Linked DNA regions of Homo sapiens: region 2 is linked to region 1. A link is an interaction called in ENCODE POLR2A ChIA-PET data of the cell type or tissue named here. Cell type or tissue: IMR-90. All regions are shown on one strand. Links, peaks and the distances in the headings refer to the core of each region. The heading gives the core; the rest is flanking DNA. Region 1 holds the start of KLF4 (KLF transcription factor 4). Region 2 overlaps LOC105376205 (a long non-coding RNA gene).

The links. Peaks named below come from ENCODE experiments on the same cell type or tissue, not always from the same donor. Only the 100,000 strongest peaks of a DNase experiment are listed, where the experiment ranks them.
Region 2: POLR2A ChIA-PET joins it to region 1 with 17 read pairs; 5 of 35 experiments call an interaction of 5 or more read pairs at or near these places.

Annotation. Positions count from the first base shown.
Region 1 is chr9:107,488,981-107,499,200 of GRCh38, reverse strand. KLF4 (KLF transcription factor 4) reads left to right here and starts at 9,432. Exons shown (of 5, transcript NM_004235.6): 1 at 9,432-10,033; 2 at 10,151-10,220. The coding sequence starts at 10,029. RefSeq lists silencers at 9,151-9,360, 9,720-9,919. In IMR-90, for the core only: no CTCF peak of the experiment used is centred there; no DNase peak of the experiment used is centred there.
Region 2 is chr9:107,643,782-107,654,001 of GRCh38, reverse strand. All of the region lies in intron 8 of LOC105376205 (a long non-coding RNA gene), which reads right to left. Among named protein-coding and RNA genes, the nearest start is that of KLF4, 160 kb to the right of the region's middle. RefSeq lists a silencer at 3,947-4,119. In IMR-90, for the core only: no CTCF peak of the experiment used is centred there; a DNase peak (open chromatin) is centred at 3,481.

The sequences.
Region 1 (10,220 bases), core at 715-3,214:
AGGCGGGAGAACCGCTTGAACCTGGGAGGCAGAGGTTGCTGTGAGCCGAGATCACACCACTACACTCCAGCCTGGGCAACAAGAGTGAGACTCTGTCTCAAAATAATAATAATAATAAATAAAAATAACATAAAAAATAAAAAGAAAGTCATACAACTGTGATATATCAGTTTTTAAAATATACACACACAAAAAGAGTATATTTTAAAATATACACACACAGGCAGCGTCTCTGCCCCCTGAAGCCTGCATTCTAGCAGCAATGGCAGCACCAACCTCAGAGAAGTAATGTGAAGACAAGTAACTTAATGCATGAAAGTACTTATCGCAGTTACCTGGTACAGCGTCTGAGAGCAGTGATGTTAATGAATTTGAAGGTCCCTGCTCCCTCCTTTTCCTGGAGGGAGAACCCAGCAGACCCTTTCAGTACCCTTCTAGGAAAGACAAGGTTAGAACTTTGCTAACACTGTCAATGACTATAGAATTCTTCAATGTTGAATTTGACTTTGAAATTATCTTTCGTCCAACCTAACTCTTGACTGGCTTATCAAGGGTCAAGGTCACTGTCTTTAGGGATTTGACATAGCCACAAAAGGCCTTTGCAAGTCATGGAGTGACCCTAGGAAGTGAGATTCCCAGGTTAATGTATACCTTCCCTACTTAAAACAGTGTCTTTGTGAGATTTTCTGTGAGCCTGGTCTTTGGTTGTGGATCTGTAGTGACACTGAAATATTTTGGGGAAAGAAAATACTGTGACAAAGCATTTCACTCTTCAAACCAAGATATTATATCATCTTCCAGTGCTGAATACTGCAGGACCAATTTGAAGTTATCAAAGGGGGATTAACTGTGTAAGGTTTCACTGGTAGAGGGGACACACTAACATTAATGCCAGTATCTCACTTAATGCTCACACTGGCCTTGGAAGCAGGTACATTCGTAGACCCATTTTGCAGACAAGGAAAGTACAGTGCAACTAGATGATGTAGCTTGTCCAAGGTCACCTGGCTTGTAAGATGCAACTCAGGGCCTGGAGTCCAAACCCTTGCGTGGCAGATCCTACCTATGCCCCCAGAGTCTGTGCACTATTCATCCCTGTCATTTCTTCTCCCACAGCCCAGAGAATTCTGTCAAGTTCTCCTCCTTAATTGAGTTACGGCAAGATGGCTCTAAGAATTAAAGTCAGACAAGGACACTCTAATCTGCACTCAGATAGACCAAAGATATTGTCTTGTCTTTAAAGAAACCCAAATGAGCTTCTTTTCAAATGGAAAACTGAGTTTGCTGAATGAAACATCAGAACATTGAAATTCAACACTTTGCTCTGAGAACTGTTAGGTAAATGTAGCAACCAGAAAAATTCATCAATAACTGACACCATAGACCAAGTTCACTCTTTCACTAGATTACCTTTTTTATTATCAATGATAATGCTGGGAATTCTTCTAAGATTAGGTAACTATTCCAGGGGCTTCCCCCTTTAAGAAGCTTCTGGTCATCCCTGGATATAAGAGGAGTTTGCATCTAGATTCGAGTTTGAATAAGGCATCACACACTGTATGAGATATTTAGTTGCTGCCAGAACATTCGTTTGGCTTTTTTTTTTTTTTTTTTCCTCCACATTGGCACTCGCTAGCCCCCTTCCCACTAGCCAGGACATTAAAATTGATTAACAAACACAATGTTTGTGAAAAAAAAGTCAACTACAGGGTAATAAAATGCATTCTTAATTTTTTTTTAAATCATTTCCCTGGCTCAAAGTACATAATTTCAAATTGGCAAAAATAAGCTCCCCTCTTGTCCAGCCCACAAACTGAAAGAGAATTAAACACAGAATTGTTTTTTTCTTGTTTGCATTTCTCAGGGTGTGAAGCATTCATTTTTGTACCTTCAACATTCCTACATTTTCCATAAAACAAAAATGTTACCTCCAATCCAATCTAAACCTAGGGACTTTGTTTTCCTCAGAAGAACGACGTTGTCTTAGTCTAAGAATCTGAGGCACTGAGGCTTTTAAATAAAGGAAGTAGACTCTTGGTTCTCTTTTCAGAGATAATTCTCCCCCAGGGGAAGCAGGCAAAACTTGGTGAACCAAGTGAAGAAGAAAATTCCAGCAACAGGTTTTTCTCTGCCCACTGACTTCTTTGCTGGTTCATTTAAGTACTTTTATTCTTTCATTAAAATTTAAATACTTTTAAAATTTGCTAGTTCATTTACTTTTAAATGTGTTTCAAATGCATATAGTATTGGAGTCATGCTCTACGAAGATGGTAAATGCTAGCCTGCAATTTCTTTTATTAAGGAAAATATTACTGAGATGCCCCTCACTCTTACAAAATGTTTTGTTAAGGGAAATACTACTGAGATGTACCTCACTCTTACAAAATATTTCTTTTTTTATTTTTGAGGCGGAGTCTTGCTCTGTTGCCCAGGCTGGAGTGCAGTGGTGCGATCTTGGCTCACTGCAACCTCCGTCTCCTGGGTTCAAGCTGTTCTCTTGACTCAGCTTCCCAAGTAACTGGGACTACAGGCATGCGCCACCACGCCCAGCTAATTTTTGTATTTTTTAGTAGAGATGGGGTTTCGCTATATGTTGGCCAGTCTGGTCTTGAACTCCTGACCTTGTGATTCACCCACCTCGGTCTCCCAAAGTGTTGAGATTACAGGTGTGAGCCATTAAAAAATATTTCTCTCTGCTTAAACAGACATTTAAAAATAAGCAACCTGGCCGGGTGTGGTGACTCATTTATTTATTAAAAAATAAATAAATACATAAATAAATAAAGTAAAAAAAATCAGCAACCTAAAAAGAGGGATTTTTTTTGTATCCTTTTTAATATCTCAGAACAAGTTGAGGACACTGAAAAGCTGAATTTAATATATTGCAGTCAGAATATTTCAAAAGTCTTGAAAATAATTTCATTAATTTTAGATTTTATTTTTAAATAGCTTAAAGGATGTATTGGGCCTAAGTTTTTTGAGCTAAGAATGTAACTTAAGTGATCAAACCTAAGGGTTCACGAAAAAGATTCTAATGAAATTTCTGAGAATTGATTTTTAAATGTCTGTGATTCATTTTCTGCTCTAAAAACTTCAACCCTTAAGGTTTGGGTTTTGAAAGGCAATGAATTTGGCTGCAGAAAAGAGTGGACTCTTTCTCCATTTGGTTTTGGTTTGGATTTTGGTTATTTTTGTTTGTGTTTTCAAGTTTGTTTTATTACAATGCCTTGGCCAGCACTGTTCTATTACTTTGTCCAACTGTTTTTGAGAGTACAGAGTTATGAAGGATTTTATTTCCTTCATAACTTTCTTTGAAAAGTTTTCCTTCATAGAACTTTTCAAAGAAAGAGATGAAGTGGTGAAGAAAGAGAAGGGATGGAAAATGAAGTACCAAACCAATGACCCTCTCAACTAGAGAGAAATGCTATTGACAAGGACCAGGTCCCCTGACTCCCTCCCTGCCTCTACCCCATTAATAGTTTACCAAGTCAGTTTTGCTCTCTTCATTCATTCTACAATTAATGGTCATTGGGCATTTGTCCTGAAGATGCCATAGGGGAACAGGAGCTACAAACAACCAGATCATGCAAGTCCACTGGGTAAACATCCTAGCAGTCATTACACAGCTTTGTTAGAGCTCAGAGAAAAAAGGACTGGCTTAAAAGGGAACTCATAGACCAAGGAACAATTAAGAGGGACTTTTTGGAGTTTGGGTACGATGAGGGCCCTGAGGGGAGAAAGGGCATTTCAGACAGGAAAAACAGCTGATGAAAATACACATCCTGTATTCAGGGATTTGAGAGAACATCCAGTTAAGAGTTTAGAGAGGGTGAGGTCAGTCTCTAGAGAAGATTCTGGAAAGTTTGTCTAGGGCCAGAGTAGTAAGTGTTGGGTACATCAAGCCAAACAGTTTGGTTTTATTCCTCTAGGCAAAGTGGAGCTGTTGAAAGACTGGCTGGTGGGGAGGTGAGTAGAGACAGAACTGTGGTGGTCTGTTAGCAAAATGGATTAGATCTAGCTGGAGAATGCCAGTGGGGCTCTGAGGGAGGAGACAAGAGGACTATTTGGAGTGTACAGACATAATTAAATCTGTAAATGAGGCTGGGCACAGTGGCTTACGTGTGTAATCCCAGCACTTTGAGAGGTCGAGGTGGGTGGATGGCTTAAACACAGGAGTTTGAGACCAGCCTGGCCAACATGACGAAATCTCTATCAAAATAAAAAAAAAAAAAAAAGAATCAGTGCCACAAGATACTCGCTACTCGGGAGGCTAAGGTGGGAGGATCGCTTGAGCCCGGGCAGTGGAGGTTACAGTGAGCCAAGATAGTGCCATTGCACTCCAACCTGGGCAATAGAATGAGACCCGTCTCAAAACAACAACAACAACAACAAAAAGCTGTAAATGAGGCAAGCTTAAACCAAAGCAGCCCGAGAGTAGTAAAAAGATAGTGGGGATATTTAGGAATGGAAATGGCTGAGTTTTGTAGATGTCTGGATGCTCAGGTCAAAGAAAATAAGGCAGGAGTTGAAGAAAATCTAGGTTTCTGTCTTAGAAACCGGGGAGAGAATGACGAAATTTTAAATCTGGGTGTGTTGCGGTTCTTGATAAGAAAGAGGATTAATGAGTCTACAGTGGATGCTGAAAGATGAGCTTCCTGCTAATGGATTATTCAAAAAGAAAAAACACATTAAATATGCATTATTCATTCACTCAACAAACACTTACAGGGCATTACCATGTGCTAGGTAGGCACTATAATAGGACTTGGGGATATAGCAGTGAACAAAACAGTAGCCTCAGCCTCATCATGTTTATGATACCCTGGGGAATACTGATGATAGTAATAGCTACTATGTGTTGAGTGTTAAGTCTGTGCTAAATACTTTACTTTAGATTATCTGATTTGATCCTCATCACTCTAAGAAGTAGGCATTATTAATATCCCCATTTTACAGAAGAGGAAACAGGCAAAGTGCAAAGTGAGGTCAGTAACTTGCCCAGCTAGAAAGCAGCAGAGTCATGTTGGGAAACACAGAGTCAAAGCCTACTTTCCTAACCTCTAAAGTCTACACAAGACAGAGGGTAAAAAGAGGCTGGCATTCTTATGGTTTTAGGTCTAACATTTAAGTCTTTAATCCATCTTGAATTAATTTTTGTATAAGGTGTAAGGAAGGGATCCAGTTTCGGCTTTCTACATATGGCTAGCCAGTTTTCCCAGCACCGTTTATTAAATAGGGAATCCTTTCCCCATTGCTTGTTTTTGTCAGGTTTGTCAAAGATCAGATAGTTGTAGATACGCGGCATTATTTCTGAGGGCTCTGTTCTGTTCCATTGGTCTATAATGAGAACACATGGACACAGGAAGGGGAACATCACACACTGGGGACTGTTGTGGGCGGGGGGGAGGGGGGAGGGATAGCATTAGGAGATATACCTAATGCTAAATGACGAGTTAATGGGTGCAGCACACCAACATGGCACATGTATACATATGTAACAAACCTGCACGTTGTGCACATGTACCCTAGAATTTAAAGTATAATAATAATAAAATTTAAAAAAAAAAGAGGCTGGAGTTCACAAGGAGATGAGGGTGGAGACTGAGAAAAGCTTTGCCACCTTGTGAAAGCTGCAAGCTCCTTTTACAGTTATTTATTAGCAGGGATTTCATTTCAAAGCAATTCGGGTACTTAAAATCTATCTCTTGTTTTCACTTTTTTAAAAAGCAGTTTTTCAGGCAGGGCGCAGTGGCTCATGCCTGTAATCCCAGCACTTTGGGAGGCGGAGGCGGGTGGATCGCCCGAGCTCAGGAGTTGGAGACCACCCTGGGCAACATGGTGAAACCCCCATCTCTACTAAAATACAAAAAATTAGCTGGGCATGGTGGAACGCGCCTGTAGTCTCAGCTACTCTGGAGGCTGAGGCATGAGAACTGCTTCCACCTCCACCCTGGAAGTGGAGGTTGCAGTGAGCCAAGATCACGCCACTGCACTCCAGCTTGGGCTACAGAGTGAGATTCTGTCTCAAAAAAAAAAAAAAGTTTTTTTTTTTTTGAGTTTTTCTTGAGTCCTGCGGCAGTTATGCAGAGACACCCAGCCAGGGTGCAGCCAGGTCACGGGGTGCTCTATGTGTCCAGACCCCATACCCAGTTATGGGTGCTGAATCTTTCATTTGAAACATGGATGCAGCTTCTTCAGTCTATCACACCCCTCCATGGCTCCACATTAATCCCCTAGCACTAATGGTGTTCATCACATCTTCTGACAACTAATGCAGTTTGTGCTGGAAAAAAAATTATTTTATAACTCCAAGGACATTAATAATTAACTTCTAGTCCACAAAACTAGTAATATCAGTTTGCTGAAATAAAGTCACCAGTGAGTGTTTCATTCTTCTTTAAAGGGTGTCTTCTATTATTATTATTCTACAGTGCAATTTAGTCATCAAAGGTTTACTCAGCCTCATGTTTATAAATTATATAGGGCAAGGATTTAAGTCTTCTGGCCCTACCTGTTCTGAAGACAGGGAGGGCCATAACCTTGTTGTCATACAGGGCACCTGCCTTGAGAGATGATTTGTGAACTTGAAGTTTCTTGCTTCTTTTAGAAATCTGGGGTGAATATACAGATTTCCCTTTGTGACGCAATCAGAGGAATAACCAGCTAGTTGCCTGCCACGAAGAGAGACTGGCTTTTATCCTTCAGAAGGCCGGTTGGAAACAAGTTCATCTTTTTCAATCGAGTTTCAGAATCTTGTCTTGATTATGTGACATAATAATGGTGGCTTTCCAATTCTTCTGTGCAATATTGTTTTTTCATTGTGGTGGTTACAGATAGTTTTTTTTTTGAGGGGGAAGGGCTACTGCCTTAGAGAAATAAAAGTAAAGCAGAAATAATCTAGTGTGCTGCCTACCTAAGTTGGAAATTCCAAGTCCTGACCCACGTTTACATCCCAAGGGAGATGGCTGCCAATCAAGGGCTCATCCACTGTTCATCCAGGGTGAGGGACTTTGGCTTTCCTGAAAAAGTGGTGAGTTTCCCATGCAGCCCTCAAATCACAGCATCCCAAGATGTTGCCATCACAATTAAAGGAGTAGGGGAGGAAGTGGCAGGTGTCTTCCTTTTTTGGTTCCTCCGTTTGAAAAGGGCTTAAAGTAAAAATCAGAGTTAAAGTAACTGGCCTGATCCTATATAGGGGGGTGGGGTTGAACTCCTCGAGGTCATAGGAAGGAGGACCTCGGTTTCCCTGCCAAAACACTCTCATCCCCCAGCTGCAACCCTGGCAGCCCTTGGCCAGAGCCAAGCTAGAGGATGGAAGTCACACTCAAGGGCGTCCGACTCTGGATCTTAGAGGGATTCCTGGCGTTGGCAGGGAGGGCCGAGTCAATTCATTCGGGGCGAGATGCATTCCAAGAATGCTTCTGTGGTCGGCGAGGAGTGGAAAAATCAGGTATCACAAATATTCTGAGGAAACCTAATAGGTACCAGAATCGCAGGGTTCAAACAGGTGACAACGACAAAGGACATTGGCAACTAGAACTCAAAAAGGGGTGAGCGCACTCTCTGCCCGGTGCCCGAGCTTCCACCACTTTCCCCAGTGTCCCCTCTCTTCTCTTTCCTAGGTTGACACCAGCCTAAGCGCCAGCGTTCGCCGGTGAGGGGGCTCCGTGGAGAGGGGGGCGGAGTCCCGCGCCGAACGCCGGAATCCAAAGTAAACACCTCGCCAAACCTACGTTTAGAAAGTGATACCGAACACCACATTCACGTTTTAAAAAAAAATACTGTTTGCTAAGAAGATGAGAGCAAAACATTTCCCAGCTGGAAAATTACTGATCACAAACCAAGGGGAGAGTGGGGGTGGGGGAGGCAGCGTTATAAGATTGAAGTAAAGATCGCCGTTTCCTATTCCCTTCCCGGTGGGCAAGGACGCCTGCGGCGGGCTCGGTGTGCACTTTTTGAGAGCTAGGATCCCACCGCATCGCTCCACTTCCTGGCACATGGTCACTTCCCAGGGAAGTCCCTTTAGGGGGGCCTGACCTACCCGGAGCCTGAGCCGAAGGAACGAGTTGTCCTTTGACCTTTACTGGCCATTTCACCTCTTTATGACTCAATTTCTCATCCATAAAGTGGAAAGGAGAGTGCGTGGCTTGAAAAGTCATCAGTGAGTGTTTAATTCTTCTTTAATGGGTGTCTTCTATTATTATTATTATTCTACAGTGCAATTTAGTCATCAAATATTACAGGCAGTGGCTCACGCCTGTAATCCCAGCACTTCGGGAGGCCGAGGCAGGCTGATCACTTGAGGTCAGGTGTTCGAGACCTGCCTGGCCAACATGGTGAAACCCCGTCTCCACGAAAAATACAAAAATTAGCCGGCGTCGTGGCGCACGCCTGTAATCCCCGCTACTCGGGAGGCTGACGCAGGAGAATCGCTTGGACGCAGGAGGCGGAGGTTGCACTGAGCTGAGATCGTGCCACTGCATTCCAGCTTGGGCGACACAGCGAGACTCTGTCTCACAAAAAAAAAAAAAAGAAAGAAAAAAAAAGGAAAGGGCTTCGAGATGGCTGGTTGAAAACTGTCTCCGCGCCTCACAGTCCCTCTTCTCTCCCTTATGCCTCTGAGTAAATCTTGAGCCCTTTCACTCCCTTTCTCGCTATTTAAAGTATCAAAACCATAACTCCCCATTCGTGCCTCTTTCCGCCTGTTCCCGGCGGAACACTCCTCTGGCCTTCTCTTGAGGCTCCCAGTTCACGCTGCACAGTGCTGGGCACTGCCTCCTCTCCACACCCCTAGCGCCCCCCACCCCTCAGCAGAAGGGCCCGCGAGGAACCGTGCGAGGTCAGGCCGAGCGCCGGCACCGCCACCGGCACTGGCGCTGAGCGACGAGAGCGGACTCCTGCGAGCGCAGAGAGGGAGGGGGAGATGGAGGGCTGGATGAGTCACGCGGATAATCGCGCTCTTCTCCAGCGCGCAGACAGCGCGGCAAGCGCGTATGCTAGCAGGGGTGCGGACGCGTGACCGTGCCGCCCGCTGACCCCACCAGTCTTCGCGGGCTTCGAACCCAGGGAGCCGACAATGGCGGTGAGTACGGCCCTGGTCGCGCAGCGACCGAACCTGCGCCCGGTTCCTCGCGCCCCGCGCTGGGGCGGACGCCGCCGCCGCCGCCGACACCACTGCCGCCGGCGTCAGCTCGGCTCCAGCCCGCCAGCTGCCTGGCTGGCGTCACGGCCCGGCCCAGCCCCGCCCGCGCCCCTCCTTCCCCTCCCCCGCCCCCACGTGCGCCGAGTTTGTTGATTTAGCTGCCATAGCAACGATGGAAGGGAGCCTCGGGGGGGGCGGAGAGAAGAAAGGGAGGGGCGGGGCATGGGAGAAGGCGGAGGAAAAGGCTGTAGCGAAGGAAGTTATAAGTAAGGAACGCGCGCCGGCGGCCGGCAGTTTCCCGACCAGAGAGAACGAACGTGTCTGCGGGCGCGCGGGGAGCAGAGGCGGTGGCGGGCGGCGGCGGCACCGGGAGCCGCCGAGTGACCCTCCCCCGCCCCTCTGGCCCCCCACCCTCCCACCCGCCCGTGGCCCGCGCCCATGGCCGCGCGCGCTCCACACAACTCACCGGAGTCCGCGCCTTGCGCCGCCGACCAGTTCGCAGCTCCGCGCCACGGCAGCCAGTCTCACCTGGCGGCACCGCCCGCCCACCGCCCCGGCCACAGCCCCTGCGCCCACGGCAGCACTCGAGGCGACCGCGACAGTGGTGGGGGACGCTGCTGAGTGGAAGAGAGCGCAGCCCGGCCACCGGACCTACTTACTCGCCTTGCTGATTGTCTATTTTTGCGTTTACAACTTTTCTAAGAACTTTTGTATACAAAGGAACTTTTTAAAAAAGACGCTTCCAAGTTATATTTAATCCAAAGAAGAAGGATCTCGGCCAATTTGGGGTTTTGGGTTTTGGCTTCGTTTCTTCTCTTCGTTGACTTTGGGGTTCAGGTGCCCCAGCTGCTTCGGGCTGCCGAGGACCTTCTGGGCCCCCACATTAATGAGGTAGGTGAGGCGCGCGGCGCTGGGAGCAGGGAGGGGTGAGGACCGGTGGGACGCGCCGGAACGACGGCCGAAAGCCGCCCCTGACTCTCCTGTCTCCGCTCCCTGCCTTGCTCGCAGGCAGCCACCTGGCGAGTCTGACATGGCTGTCAGCGACGCGCTGCTCCCATCTTTCTCCACGTTCGCGTCT
Region 2 (10,220 bases), core at 2,541-5,040, 150 kb before region 1:
CTCTGAACTTGGAATGTTTATAAAATGGGGATAATTGTGTTTATAATCTCTGATAATATATCAACACCTAGTCAAGAGCACTACAAAAATAAGCAAATAAATGACAAATGTACTCTACTTCTTGCTCGTTAGTATCCCCAGAGTGGTCTTTAGGAGGAAGAGAGAATGAATTCTGTGCCTAAGATGAGCCAGGTGCTTTCCATGGAACAATCCCATTTCTCAACTCTATTTATCTTCAGTTTTCCAGACTAGGAACACGAGGGTCAGAGAAGTTAGTCTACTGAACCAAGATCACAGCGCTACTAAGTGGCAGGTCTTCCTGACTCCAAAACTAATGCTCTAAGTCACTCTCCAAATAGTGCTAACTATAGCACAGGCTAGAACAGAATATGGCTTTGGTGCCCCATGGGGAATGTTTATCCTGCAGAGACACCTGGATTAGAGGTTGGCTGGCTGTCCCCAGAGAAGGGAATCTGGCAGGGCTGGTGGAAGTGTCTGGCAGGCACCCTGGGGAGCTGTGTTCAGTCTGGCCTCATGCAGTCTGCACCGATGAGCAGGAAGAGGGTGTAGCACAGGCTGTAATGAAGTCCACAGATGCTGGAGGCGTATTGTAAACACCAGTGGGCATGAGTGACCAGGAGGGTGGAGGAACAAGGAGGCTGTGCTGGCAGCTCAGAGTGTGTAGAAATATGGGCAAGAAGTAATGAAAGAAAAACTCCATCCCCAGGGCTTGTTTGGGAACACAGCAGCCCAGACACTCTCTGAACAAGAAGCAAGGGTCTGTAGAGGCACGTGTGGCCCTGAAGCCACAGGGAGAACTCCCGGAAAACACAGATGAGGCAGAAACTTAGGGCTCTGAACTACAAGCCTCCATCCATCAGCGAGTGTCTGCCGAGCACTTCTGGGTACAAGACTGCAGTGAGAGTCAGAGTCTAAGATTTGGTCCCTGTTCGCCAAATAACAGTATTATTAACATCAACTAATTTGAATCCTGATTCCCCTGCATACTAGCTGGATGACTTAGCTAATCACTAACACCTTAAAGCTTTACTTTTCTCATCTGCAAAATGGGTATAATAATTAATATCTCCCACACAGCGCCTTTGTGAAGATTCAATGATATAATGGTTCTTAAAAAAACTGAAACAGAAAAATGACTGGCCATAATGCCCAAGCTAAATCCTGAATAAAGACTGGCTGCTCAGGTTATTATTATTAAACCTCTCTTACAGCCCAGACACCAGATTTGATATTGTCCAGGTACTGGCAGAAAGCAGATGACATACTGGTCTGGGATACTTAAAATAAATTATATTAAAGGGACTATTTGTCAAGGTCTGGGTAGGATTGCATGGAATAACAATGTATTTTGAGACACTCTGGGACTAAGAAGGCTGAAGACCTAATTCCTCCTCAACCCTATGCCTGGCTAAGAGCTGGAGCCCAAGGAGATTGGCAGCCACCACTGGGAGCTGGAGCTGGATCGTGGAGGCTGTGATGTGTGATGTATCATTGGTCAGACCAAGCTGAAGCAAAGGGGAGCCTTATTTTATTTTTTTTTTGAGATGGCGTCTCGCTCTGTTGCCCAGGCTGGCATGCAATGGCGTGATCTTGGCTCACTGCAACCTCCATCTCCCAGGTTGAAGTGATTCTCCTGCCTCAGCCTCCCGAGTAGCTGGGACTACAGGCACGTGCCACCACGCCCGGCTAATTTTTTGTATTTTTAGTAGAGACGGGGTTTCACCATGTTAGCCAGGATGGTCTCAATCTCCTGACCTCGTGATCCACCTGCCTCGACCTCCCAAAGTGCTGGGATTACAGGCGTGAGCCACAGTGCCTGGCCAGAAGGGAGCGTCTTTCTCCTCCCACATGCCCCCAATCTTCTGCCGCTATTCCCACTAGCTAAGTTCCAGGGGATGGCTGAGGCCAAGGAGTGCTGTCGCAGTCGACTTCCAGGCACCAACGGAGAAGGGCAGGGAAGGGTAGAACATGGGGATGGGGATGGGAAACGAACAGGACAACTGGTGCAGCTCCAAAACTTGTTTACTGGTCTCATTAACCCCATGGAAGTTGATGGCATGTCTTCCTTTTTCCGATAATGAAACTTGGCTCAGAGAGGTACAGCACTCAGATGCCCAGCTAAAAAAAGTGAGAAGCCTCCATCAGAATCCAAATTCAATTCACCCCACCATGATTGTGCCAGTGTTGACAGAATGGATTGGGAGGGCCCTTGTTGTCCAAAAGAATTTGGTGAGAGAGTTTTCACCATGAAACAAAAACTTGCATAGAATTCTAAATTATTTTGGACAGGCCAGGCCTATTGGCTCAAGCTTATTATCCCAGCACTTTGGAAAGCCAAGGTGGGAAGATCACTTGAGGCCAACAGTTTGAGACCAGCCTGGGCAAGATAGCAAGACCCTAATCTTTACAAAAAAAAAAAATTAAAAATTTATTTTCAGCAAAGAAATAATCTGTAAAAACAAGAAGAATAAGGAAAACAGAGCTTGGGTACCCATTTAGGTTAAGAATTAATTCATCCCTTCAACAGACATCTTGGTGCTTCTGGCCTTTACTGGGAGACAAAGGTAACAGCTAGTAGGCATAGCTTTCACTTATATGAGCACTTCTAAGCGTGTTATATGTATTCACACATTTTAATAATAGGTTCAATTCACTTAATCATCATTAAACCCTTTAATCAAAACATGGGTGCTAACCTTTAAAAACTCACACAGTCTCATGTAAGAGACCTATACACAGATGATTTCAGCTATGTGATAGTTGCTAAGCCACAGAGGCCACCACAAGTTTCGGGGCAGAGAGAAGAGTTAGTAACCTTGTGGTGTGCTCGAGGTGGCACTTACTTACTTCCCAGAGCTGACTGTGTATTTTTTCCTGAGCATTCAGTAACTTCACTTTGCTAACTTGATATCAGACTGGAGGGGGTCATTGGCCAACACTATAAATAAAGGCTTTTTATTTTATTTCATTTTTGGAAAGATAATGAGTGTTTAACATTTACCAGTACACCATTGCCAGAAGGCTTCCTGGAGGAGGAAGTATTTGAGGTAGACTTATTTATAAGGAGACGGAAAGGTGTCCCAATGACCTCTCCATCCAATTCCTTTTCATACTCCCTTGCTGCAGCCTCATTGAGCTAATCACCATGCTCCCGTCCTCTCACCCCCAATTCCTTTATGCAATTCTTTCCCTGCCTGGGTGATCCTTTTCCTCTTACCCACCAGAGAAACTCTTACTTCTGAATAGACTCTCTGAAGACCTTTCTGTGCAAATTCCTGCCCAGGACTCTGATACCAGCTGAATGAGCTTGGGCCATCTTTGACATCTCTAAGCCTTGTCTTTGCAGGCTATCTCCATACACTGTAGGACGGGGAAAATGTGAGCGGCCCTGCCTGCTCCACAGGGTTGCTGTTGGAATGAGACAGATGGTCCAAGAGCCACACTGGAGAGGTGAGCACCAACAAAGGCATGCAAGGAAACACTGGATGTCAGAGCTGGAGGCAAGTTCTGAAACCACCAGAGCCAGCCTTCTCAGCTTACAAATGACAAAAGCGAGGCGCTTTCAGCTTGTGTGCTTTTTGGCTAGATTACTGAGGGAAGTGGAAAAACATGATCCCATGAGTGTCCCAGAAGATCTCTCTTTTGCCCACCATTGACCTGTGGGCACCACCAGGCCAGACCTCCCAGGAATGAGATTCTGGAATCAGTGCAGAAGTTAACAACTGCCCATCACTTTCTAGGCAGTGGGCCAGTAAGACAAGCGTTACATCTTGGGAAGGAAAAAAGGGAGGTAGGCTGGGGCTGTGCAGAGACCCCCAGTGGGGTGGGACCTTGGAGGGTGTCCTTGTGTGATGGTGTGGCTTATGTGGTCTCACCCCCACTTCTTCTGCTCCAGTAGAGAGAAGGAGGGGAGGTAGAGAGGGAGGTAAGGAAAAGGGGGTCATGCCAAACTACAAGAGCCAGTCCAAGAGGAGAGCTGGAGCCCTGGGGGCTTTCTTGAAGATGCCCCAGGAAGTAGCTTTGTGTGGGCTCAGGTGAGACGAGGTGAGGCCAGTCACATGGGTGACACTGACATGACGCTCAGGTCAAGGCCAGGTTAAGTCTTGGAGGGCAGGCCGGGGGAGGGACTTCTGGAGCATGTGGGCACCAGTAGGACCCAAAGACAAGAGATAGATCCTATGGGCTGAAGAGCAAAGGACACTGCCGAGGTCCTGAGGAAAGGTATGGAGGGGCCGGAGCTGCGGTTCTCGTCATTCTTCCCATAGGAGTTCAGGGAAAGATTTGCTTATGTTTTTAATCATTTTTTAATTATAAAAGTAATACATCAATACATCTCAAAGCAAACACTCAAACATTACATACAAAGCAGAAACCTCCCTTGAAACTCACCCATCCCACCACTCTCCTAATTCTGATGTGCATCCCTCCAAGCCTTCGGCTATGAGTTTATCCCCATATTTGTTCATAGGAGAAATATGTGACTCTGTGTGTGTGTGTGTGCTTTATTTTGTTTGTTTGTTTTTTTTGTTCGTTTGTTTTGAGATTGAGTCTCACTCTGTTGCACAGGCTGGAGTGCAGTGGCACGATCTTGGCTCACTGCAGCCTCCACCTCCCAGGTTCAAGCAATTCTCCTACTTCAGTCTCCAGAGTAGCTTGGATTACAGGTGTTTGCCACCATGCCCAGCTAATTTTTGTATTTTTAGTAGAGACGGGGTTTTGCCATGTTGGCCAGGCCAGTCTGAAACTCCTGACCTCAGAAGATCCACCCGCCTCAGCCTCCCAAAGTGCTGGGATTACAAGCATGAGCTACTGCACCTGGCCTGCTTTTATATTAAAGGGACCAACCCTACATGTTCTCCTGAATCTTACTGCCTGCACCCGAGATCACTGCATGTACAGACCCAGAACTACAGCACTCTTTGTAAACCACCCCTTAACAATTCCACAGTCTGGGTAAGTGATCCATTATCTAATCATCCCCCCCAGTGATGGACAGCTTAGACTGTTTCCAATTTTTCATTTTCAAACAATGCATTAGTGAATATCCCTTTACAAGGCTGCTACAGGAAGAAAAAAATATATATTTCATATATATTTTTATGTCATATATATTACATATCATTATATAGAATATATTCATTTACAATATATCATACAATATATCCATTTTATATATATATGAAAAACTATTTCTTTCAGAGGTGGAAATCTCCTAGGAAAAGTGGGCACCTCCACACCTAATGTACCCCTTGACTTAAAACAGGTCTAGGCTGAGATCTTGAAAAATACCGTCAGGAACTGTGACTACATAAACCCGATATGGGACCAAAAACCTTAATAAGTCCTTTCCGTCTCCACTTGTGAGGACTCTGTATATTCGTCCTCTCTTAGTCATCATTTGGGTGAGTTCTCCATATTTATGCTTGTTCTTTTTTTCAGCTGTCCTCATAAATCAATCCCTGCAGTCTCCTAATCAAATCCAGCTTTTCAAATGAAACCGCAGCCGGGTGTTTAACTAACTAAATATTGTTTTTCCCCCAGCACTGACAGAGAGAGAGGGTGGGATGAAGCCTTGATCGGTGTCCTCTCCGCCTCAGCAATCCAGGAAGCTGCCGCCGCAGTTACTGACAGGGACCCAGGTAGGCGTCAGGCCATGGGCCGTGGGTCTGGAGGAGCAGCAGTTAAGAGGTTTCCTTTTGCTGTCTGGATTTCAGATGTCTATCCCTGGGATCCCCAGGAAGTAGGTCACCCTTTCCATGGCTACCCTTAATAAAGGCAGAAAATCAAGGGTGAAGTGGCCTGGAGTGGCACCCAGCTGCCACCCTGCCCTTGGAGCATGCCTACTGAGTTCTGCTTCCACCGGGTCTACTAACAAAATTGGCTTATAGCCGTTCTCAGAGAACAGAGGATGCCAGCCCCAGCTATTCCACCTCTAGACACTCTTCCATTCTGGTCTCAGGTGGCTGCTCATGCGGCCTCAGCAGTAGCAAGACCGAGTGCATTTTTCCTGAGACCTGCCCTTGAACCTGGCTCAATCCTCCCATTGCCTATGGGATCTACAGCAGGAGTTATCAAAGTTCTCCACCTGCAGTGGAGGGGGATGGTTTCCAGATGTTCCCTGGACTAGCATCATCAGTGTCATCTGGGAACTTGCTCAACAGGCAAATTCTCAACCCCCACCCCGGACCGACTGGGTCAGAATCTCTAAGGGTGGGACCCAACAGCGTGTGTTCTAATGAGCCCTCTAGATAATTCTGATGCATGCTCAAGTTTAAGCAGCACTGATCTACAGGACCAAGCTCCTAACTCAGATGCTCAGCTCTCCATGAACCAGCCCTGGCAGCTCCTCCAACCCCATCTCTCATTGCTTTCCCTACAGGATGCTACACTACATGGAGCAGCCCAACATACCAGGAGGGGTCTCTCCTCGCCTCTGTGCTTGCCAGCCCTCCTCCTAGCCATGCCCTTGCTCAGATGTATCCCATATCCACCTTTTAAATCCCAGCTCTGTGTCCTCTAGAAAGTCTTCCTTGGTTTCTCCAAGAAGAGCTAAAAATAGCTAACATCTACAGGGTACTGTTCCAAGAGCTGTTCAGTCATTTCTCGGTAACCATGGGGGATTAGTCCCAGAAACTCTGGAGGATACCAAAATCCACAGATGCTCAAGTTGCTGACATAAAATTTGGTTTGCCATATAAGCTAACCACATCCTCCATGTACTTTAAGTCATCTCTAGATTACTTATAATACCTGATACAATGTAAATGCTATGTAAGTAGTTGTTACACTATGTTTGCTACACTATTTTGTTTAAGGAATAATGACAAGAAAAAAAGAATCTGTACATGTTCAGTAAAGATGGTTTTTAAAAAAATATTTTTATGGTGAAACCCCGTCTCTACTAAAAATACAAAAAATTAGCTGGGCGCGGTGGTGGGCGCCTGTAGTCCCAGCTACTTGGGAGGCTGAGGCAGGAGAATGGCGTGAACCTGGGAGGCAGAGCTTGCAGTGAGCCGAGATCGCGCCACTGCACTCCAGCCTGGGCTACAGAGCGAGACTCCATCTCAAAAAAAAAAAAATTTTTTTTTAAGCCATGTTTGGTTGAACCCATGGGTGAGCAACCCAACTGTCTTTCTCTCTACATGTGACTGACTATAGGTAGAGAAATAAAATATCCATACAGTCATATGCAGAGAAAAAGATGTTGTTGTTGTTGCTTTTGCAACAGGGCCTGGCTCTGTCACCCATGCTCGAGTACAGTGACACAATCTCAGCTCACCTCACTGAAACCTCCATCTCCCATTCTCAAGCCATCCTCCCACCTCAGCCTCCTGAATAGCTGGGACTACAGGTGCATGCTACCATGCCCAGCTAATTTTTGTATTTTTTTGGTAGAGACAGGGTTTGGTCAAGTTGTACAGGCTTGTCTCAACTCCTGGGCTCAAGTGATCCTCCCACCTCTGCCTTCCAAAGTGTGAGGATACAGGCGTGAGCCACTACACCCAGACAAAAGACAGTTGTTGAGACATATATCTATAGCTGTAATCCCAGCACTTTGGGAGGCCGAGGCAGGCAGATCACTTGAGGTCAGGAGTTCAAGACCAGCCAGCCCAACATGGCAAAACCCTGTCTTTACTAAAAAATACAAAAATTAGCAGGCATGATAGCACATGCCTGTAATTCCAGCTACTTGGGAGGCTGAGGCAGGAGACTCACTTGAACCTGGGAGGCGGAGGTTGCAGTGAGCTGAGATTGCACCACTGCACTCCAGCCTAGGCGACAAAGCAAGACTCTATCAAAAAAAAAGCATTGGCCAGGCGCGGTGGCTCACGCCTGTAATCCCAGCATTTTGGGAGGCCGAGGCAGATGGATCATGAGGTCAGGAGATCAAGACCATCCTGGCTAACATGGTGGAACCCGGTCTCTACTAAAAAATACAAGAAATTAGCCGGGGGTAGTGGCGGGCGCCTGTAGTCCCAGCTTCTCGGGAGGCTGAGGCAGGAGAATGGTGCGAACCCGGGAGGCGGAGCTTGCAGTAAGCCGAGATCGCACCACTGCACTCCAGCCTGGGCAACTGAGCCAGACTCCGTCTCAAAAAAAAAAAAAAAGTATCAGATAGTTATATATGACTATAATAGAGAGAATTGGGCAAATTTAATTTTATATCTATACATACATCTAATCCTCTCAATAACTCCATGAGAAATGTATTACTGTTAGCTCCATTTTACAGATGAAGAAGCAGAAGCCCAGAGAGCTTAAATAATCTGTCCAAGTGAATAAGTGGTGAAATTGGCTAGGTGAGGTGGCTCATGCCCGTAATACAGCACTGGCATTGCCTGTAATCCCTGGGGCAAAGGTCAGATGATTGTTTGAGGTCAGGAGTTTGAGATTAGCCTGATAACACAGCAAGACCCTGTCTCTAAAAATTTAATAATACTAACCAGTGGTGAAGTTGAGATTTGAGCCCCTGGCTCTACAGCCTTTAACTATTTTCTTCTATTGCTTCCCTGTGATATAGCCAGACCAATGGTTTTAGTTCCTCACCTTGGACCCCGTCAGAACATACCTGCTCCCACTGCCCTATGACAGCCCTTTAGTTGTGCAAATAAAACTCTTATGTCCTGCCCAAGACTGCTCTTCTCCAGGCCAACACCCACTGTTTCCTCAACTGGCCTCCATGTGACTTGGCCCCGTATCCACTGCTGCCAGCCCTGTCGTTACAGCTGGCTTCTGAAAGGAGGGACCTCAGCATGTCCTCACATTGGCTGCCTTTGCTTTCTGCTGTTTCCTGTTTCAAATTGCAGGGCCCAATACTTTGCATCAAAAATGAAGACATGACATGCTTTCAAAAAAATCTCATTTTCTAAAGGCATTTCCTATTGATTTCCTTCCTTGTTGAGGCTCCTCCCAGCCTGGCTTATGTTTAAAAAAAGAGAGAGAGAAGGATGAATTTTTTTAAAAAAGGAAGAAAGAAATCTGTGTTTCTCCAAGCTCAGACTGGTGTGAGCCTTCTTGCTGACTTAGCTGAAAAGTTGCCGCCTGGGTGCCCCATGGATGAGCTGCCCAACCAGTGTTCCCCAAAACCACTGGCCTTGGGACCATCTCTGAAATACAACCACCAAAATTCCCCTCAAAATCCCCTCTTCACCACCTTTTGTGGGATTACTGGAAGGGGCATTTCTCCTCAGGAAATCCTCTGCCTTAAAAGCTCTGCTTCAGAACTGAAAGGTTCATTTTCCATCTTTCTTTTTTTATTTTATTTTATTTGTTTATTTTGAGACAGGGTCTCACTCGGTCACCCAGGCTAGAGTGCAGTGGTGCCATCTCAGCTCACTGCAGCCTTCGCCTCCTGGGCTCAAGAAATCCTCCCTACTCAACCTCCCGAGTAGCTGGGACCATAGGCACGTGCCCCCATGCCTGGCTAATCCCAGCTTTCTTCCGTTTATCCAGTCTGACTTTTCTCATCCTAGGCGTTCTGCCACTGCATCCCTTGAAATCTCCCATTGTCCACTTGAAGAATCTGAGTACCGGCTTTGGAATCAGATAAACCTGAGCCTGAGTTACAGTTCCTCATGAGCTAGGTGGCTTTGCAAAAAACACTTACCCTCTCTGATACAGTTTTCTCATTTGGAAAATGGAGATAAAGATAATCTGCATGAGTTTCCTAGGATTGCCATAACAGATGATCCCAAACTTCATGGCTTAAAACAGAAACGTATTCTCTCACAGTTCTGTAAATCAAAGTATCAGTTGGGGCTGGGAGCGGAAGCTCATGCCTGTAATCCCAGAAATTTGGGAGGCTGAGGCAGGAGGATCACCCTACCTCAGAAGTTCAAGACCAGCCTGAGCAACATGGTGAAACTCTGTCTCTACTAGAAATACAAAAAAATTAGCTGGTGTGGTGGCACACACCTGTAATCCCAGCTACTTGGGAGGCTGAGGTGTGAGAATCACTTAAACCTGGGAGGCAGAAGTTGCAGTGAGCCAAGATTGCACCACAGCACTCTAGCCTGGGTGACAGAGAAAGGTTCTGTCTCAATATATATGTATATATATATCAGTAAGGCTACACTCCCTCTGAAGTGTATACATAAGGAAGAACCCTTCTTCGTCTCTTCTAGTGGCTCTGGGTGTTCCTTGACTTGGAGTTGCATAACTCCAATTTCCAACACCATCTTCACATGGCCATCTCTTTC